2 separate regions of the Homo sapiens genome follow, and region 1 is linked to region 2. A link is an interaction called in ENCODE POLR2A ChIA-PET data of the cell type or tissue named here. Cell type or tissue: PC-3. All regions are shown on one strand. Each heading gives the region's core, and the rest is flanking DNA. Links, peaks and the distances in the headings are about the cores only.

Evidence for each region. Peaks named below come from ENCODE experiments on the same cell type or tissue, not always from the same donor. Only the 100,000 strongest peaks of a DNase experiment are listed, where the experiment ranks them.
Region 1: POLR2A ChIA-PET joins it to region 2 with 24 read pairs; 3 of 35 experiments call an interaction of 5 or more read pairs at or near these places.

Annotation. Positions count from the first base shown.
Region 1 is chr1:210,372,971-210,375,889 of GRCh38, forward strand. The region is part of intron 3 of HHAT (hedgehog acyltransferase); the gene reads left to right. It also overlaps the pseudogene RNU5A-8P. Among named protein-coding and RNA genes, the nearest start is that of HHAT, 46 kb to the left of the region's middle. RefSeq lists enhancers at 78-990, 991-1,902 and a silencer at 1,578-1,667. In PC-3, for the core only: a CTCF peak has its summit at 1,583 (motif pointing right); DNase peaks (open chromatin) are centred at 1,141 and 1,551; H3K27ac peaks cover 1,427 bases.
Region 2 is chr1:210,525,167-210,528,085 of GRCh38, forward strand. The region is part of intron 9 of HHAT (hedgehog acyltransferase); the gene reads left to right. Among named protein-coding and RNA genes, the nearest start is that of HHAT, 200 kb to the left of the region's middle. In PC-3, for the core only: no CTCF peak of the experiment used is centred there; no DNase peak of the experiment used is centred there.

The sequences.
Region 1 (2,919 bases), core at 199-2,698, 150 kb before region 2:
TCTAACATTCCTTATGCTAGTAAACTTTCAGGTGCAGCTTTAGGTACCATGTTGGAATTATTTGAATTGTAGTCATGTCTGGGAGTAGATTTCTGATTAGAATCCTTCAAATGCTAACTCACTCTTTGTGGACTCCTCATTTGGATACTTTCAATGTTAAGAACTGTCCTTAGAGGTGGATTAAAGTTAATTTACACACAAACATGGAAGTGCTGTAACATGATTCAGACTTATATAAGTGCCATAACAAGACTCAGAGAGAAAGGGGGACGGGATTATTCCAGCCTAGGGCAGGTTGAATAGTGGCGGGATCTGAAATTTGGGGGGAGGTATGGGGAAGTGGGAAGGAGGGAAAACATTTCCTTCTCTCAGTACATTTCCTAAAAGTGGTGCCTGTCAGCATTCTTAAAAAGGTTATTACCTTTTAAAATCATGACATGACAGTTGATAAGCCTTTGTTAAAAAGAAATTAAGCAGCAGCAGCAAGGTAAGAGCGAGATCACAGGGGCACGTGGGAGAAGATGTAAAGTGGGGTGTCTTTGTGTGGGGAACTGACTGATGCTACTTTCAGGGATGACAATAGCTGCCGAAAAGTTCGAGATGGATGAAGGTTTGTTATTCCATCATGATTTTGCTCCCAGGTTTAATGAAAGCAAAGCTCAGGTCAAATTCTATCTGGCATGTGTACGTTTATTAAACACTTACTAGGCAAGCAGTGGAAACCAGTTTACACCAAGCTGATCAGTGGAATTGATGGAGTCCTTTAAGGAGCTTGCATCACCACCTTGCATTGAATTTGTTACTAGGTAGATAGATAATAGAATGTTATCTAGAGAAGGATGGATTTGGGGCTTTTTTGCAGACAGGCAACCAGAAATTCTCCCAACTATGTGGCTGAGTTTAGGATCTTAAAGGCCATCACTTAAGGGGGAGTCTCCAAATTGTCTAAGCCAGTCTGTGTCTCCAATGTTAATGTTGCTAATTAGCAAGTCAGATGTCACCAGGGAAAGTTACACAGACTTTTATCATGCAAGTATTCAGACCTTTGACATGGAAAACAAGAGTTAACTGTCTTTGCAAGTTCTGTTACACAATGTTTAAACAAACAGTGACAATGAATCACTTAAGCCTAAAGTTGCACCATAATGTTTTCCTCTTTAAGTCTTTTTTTATAAAACATGATCTGCCTCCCCAGGGCAAGGCTTACAAAAAATTAGCTTATAACTGATTTGTTTCTCTCCACGGAAATCTTTAGTAAAAGGCGAAAGATTTATTCGATCTGAAGAGAAACCAGTGTAATGCTACAAATTAGTTCAACTCATTGTTGCAGTAACCGCAACTCCTAGTACGCCGATGGTGCCTACAGTTCGCACAAAAAGAATTACTGCCTACAGTTTGCACAAAAAGAATTCTTTAATCTTCCCATAGTTAGAAATGTTGAGTCAAAAGAAATATTCTTTTAAGCTTTAAATAATTTACTATGTGCAGGGTACTATGGGTATGCAAATGAGATGTTGAGTCATCACCTTGAGATTCCACACCTTGTTATTCACCGGGTGCCTTTGGTGCTACCACTAGGGGGCGAAGTAGAGGCCATGCTAGCTGAGTTCTAAATCCCATCCTGGGTTAACCATGGAAACTCGTTTTAGCCCTTTTTGTATAATGGGACTTGGAGTACGATTTGTTATCTTTAGCATCATCTTATTTTGAAACAATTACACATTTACAGGAAGTTGCAGCAGTAGTACAGAGAGGCCTTGTGTACCTCTACCGAGCTTCCCCAGTGGGGAATCTTTTTTTTTTTTTTTTTAATCCCTTACTTTTAATTTTAGATTCCAGGGGTACATGTGCAAGTTTATTACCTGGGTATATTGTGTGACGCTGAGGTTGAGGGTATGAATGATCTTGTCACCCAGGTACTGAGCACAGTACCCAGTAGTTAGTTTTTCAGGCCTTACCAGTCCTCCCTGCCACCCCCCAGCAGTTCCTGGTGTCTGTTGTTGCTAACAGGAGAACCTGATGGTTAGCTCCCCAGTGGGGAATCTTCCATAGTGAACTCAAACCCAGGAACTTGACATTAGTACAACCCACAGACTTTAATCAGATTTCACCTGTTTTGCAAGCACTTACTTGTGTATATGTATATAGTTATATGTGGTTTTATCACATGTGTAGATTCATGTAAACACCAACATGACAAAGATACAGAACCTTGAAGAGCTACTCTGTGCTGCCTCTTTGATGGCCATACTCACCCTCCTCCTCTTCATCTCTAATCCCTGAAAAACCACAATGCTTTTAAATATATATGTATGTGTGTATGTGTATATACACACACACATTTAGGATTCTTATATCTTATTGGTGAGAAGATATTTTTATCATTCTGCAATGACCCTTTTTGACCCTGGTGATTTTCTTTCTCTGAAGTCTACTTTATCTGCCATTGGTAGAGCCACTCCCACTTTCTTTTGATTCATGTATGTATGCCATATCCTTTTTCATCTTTTAACTTTCCACCTCCCCATTTCATTATATTTAAAGTGAATTCCTGTGGACAGTCCAGAGTTGGGTCTTTTTTCTAGCAATCCATTCTGCCAAGCTCTGTCTTTTAATTGCTGTATTTAATTTGATTGGGGTTTATTCAGCTTCTTGAATTTGTAGGTTTATGCTTTTTGCCAAATTTGGAGATCTTTTTTTTTTGCCATTATTTCTTTGAACGTATTTTTAACCTCATATTTTTTCTTCTTTCCTTCTGGAAAATTTAATGACACCAATGTCAGATCTTTTGTTCTTATATCAAGGGTCTCTGAGGCTGTATTTTTTCAGTCAGTTTTCTCTCTCTTGTTCAGATTGGGTGATTTTTATTGACCTATCCTTAGGTTCAATAATTAAAAAAAAAAAAAAATCTCACTCTGT
Region 2 (2,919 bases), core at 314-2,813:
TTAGCCCTCAGCACCCTTGCGTTGATGCCCATTCCCCTTGGATGTCAGCCCCTCTTAGGACACAGAGACCCTCTAAATCCACAAGGCTGGCTCATTCTCTGGGGCTGCCAGTGAAATCTGTCACATAATGTGTTGGTGAGTCCTCCCATTTCTTGTCAAAAATTAAATCCCCTTCCAGGCTTTCCCCATCACAGTCATGTCAATGTCCGAGACAACATTCCTCATCCTCCAGATGCAAACACTTGGGGTGCTTTGGAGTCCTTTGCTTATGTTCACAGAATGTTAGAATGGAAGGGCCTTGACGATTATGTTCCACATTTCACTAATATTTCATTTTTAGAAGATTTCTCAGATTCACTCCTCACCCTGATCTTGCTGTTACCACTTTTGAGGAAAAACTTGTTAGAATTATTTGTCTTCCTAGCTGTGCTATATTTGAATTTATTAATGAGACAATCCAGATTTAAAAAGAAAAAACTAAGAGAAACTCTCAATACTTGAGAATTGAGATGCATAATTTAGTTCCCACCATATATAGCTTTATCAATACAGATGTTCCTGTGAATAAATGTATCTTTTAAAAAAAATTAAAAAGAGCCCCTGGTGACTTACTCAGGATATTTGCAATGTAGAGACATAGTTTTAAATGTAAAAAGCTCTGAGTCAGCGATGTTGCTTAGAAAGATGGGCTGTGAGATCCATGGTCTTAGGCCACTGCAGATGGGTTATTTACTTGACAGGCCATTTGTTAAGTGTTGTCGCTGCCTTCTTTTGAATTCTTTTCCTAATGCGTGCGCGATCTTTCTGCCTTATGCGGTTGCTGCATCTGGTAGAAGCCATAAATGTTTTTTTCTTCCTTGCAGGAAGAGTCTCAGATCCCTCGTGCCTGAGATTAGATTCCAAAGAAAATGGGAGGTGGGAAGAGGTGGGACCTGGAATGCATTCTGGTGAGCGTGGTAGTGGTGACACCGAGCTTGGAGGGGCAGAGGTTCTGGGGTGGAGTCCTACGCGCAGCACTGGAGACGGGGAGCCCCTTTCCCTGAGTCCAGTGGCAGACATGGTTGAGTCCCCACTGGAGCAGTGGTGGTGTAATTTGTCAACAGTTCCTGACTGCAACACCTCTGAGCCTGGCTCTCAGGCCCTGTCAGAGATTGTGCAAACTGCCTAACCTTCCTTAATAAACTAACCAGAGTGGGTTCTGTTTTTTTTTTTGCCACTGAGATAACTAATATACTTACCTGATGGACATTGGAGATACCTAGCTCAACAGGGGGAGCGCATGATCTTTAGTTAGCTTTGCCTATGAGCTGCGTCAGTTCCACAAACCAGAATTAAACAAAATTAGAGCTATTTTTGCATCAGTAACAGAAGCAGCCTGTGGAATGGAAAAGGCATTGGATCAGATGCAGAAGACCAACACTCTAGACTGCCGTACCTCTCTTGCTGCAGTGGTTTTGTGTGAGTCGCTTCTGTTTGGGCCTTAGTTTTCTTATTTGTGAGATGAGAGAATTATACCAGATAAACTCTAAGGTCTCTTCCAATCTCAACAGCCTCTGCTAAGCAGCCTTGCTGTTTCTAATATTAGAGAGCAGCTTCTGTTGTCTAGATATGTGCCAGCCAATACAGTAGCTATTAATCACTCATGGCTATTTAAATTTAAACTACTGAAATTCCATAAAACTACTGTGATGTGATATAATATGAAATATATATTTGGTCTCTGCCTCCCAGTTTCCAGCACAGAGCTCCTAAAACACTTAGATGGGGACACTAGGATAATATTTTGTCCTGATACTTGATCTTTGACCCCAGTTCCTGATGCAGAGTTCTTAAATCCCTCGGAATTTCCTGAGTGATCAGAGGATCTTTTGTTCTAATGAGACAACTCTTGGTGGGCTTTTGGATAGCATCAGGATGGGGGCTGGGTGCCAGGGTAACCAACCATTTGATAAGAGGATTGGAACTTTTAGCCCCACCCTTATCACCACCTTCCAAGAATGAAGAGGCTCCTTCATTCTCTTCTTTCCTTTAGTGCATGTGTCTAGGCTGGCTCAGCACCCAGCTCAGACTCCCCTGGAAGCGTCAGGTGCTCCCTTGCAGCATGCTGTGTGGTCTCTCGTGGTTTTTCAGCTCAGGCTCCCATGGCTGATTGCCTGGGTTTGTGTGCTGGATGCATTACTCTTGACCATGTGACCAGCTTAACAGCTTCATGCTTCACTTTCCTTATCTGTAAAATGAAGATTAATAGTAATACCTATTTCACAGGAGGTTTTCGAGGACCAAATAACATAGTACACTTACAGTGCTTAGGATAGTGCTCAGCAGTAATACAATGGCTGTTAGCCATCACCATTATCAGCATCATAAATTTCCTGGCTATCTTGTCATTCTTTGGGATCTTAGCAGACTGAGTGGCAACACCTTTAAAAAAATAAATAAATAAGGGAAATGAGTGATTCTGCTTTTGCTTAAGGTTTGGCGATTCACAAGCTCCCTGAGGGCCAGAATCGTGGGGCTTGCTTTCTACTGCAATTTCCTTTGAGCACGTGACAGAGGATGGTGCGCCAACAGGGTGGCCCTAATGAGTGGAGTTGCCATAGGCCAAACCCAGGCCATCTCTAGTGTGTACTAGCCATGTGACTTTATTAGCAAATATTTAATAGCACTGCTTCAGTTTCCCCATCTGTGAAATGGAGACATTGTCACCTTTGAGAGAAAAGTCAGATACTTTGAAACTCTGAGTTATGTCAAGCAAATAAATAAACAAATGGGTGAAGTCAATCACTCTAAACGCATGAACCCATTCATTTGTACATCAGATGATTTTTAGCATCTACCATGGGCAAGAAACCCTACTTGTTCTTGGAACACAGCAGTGAGCAAAAAGACATGCAATTCCTACCGTCTGGGAGCTTATTA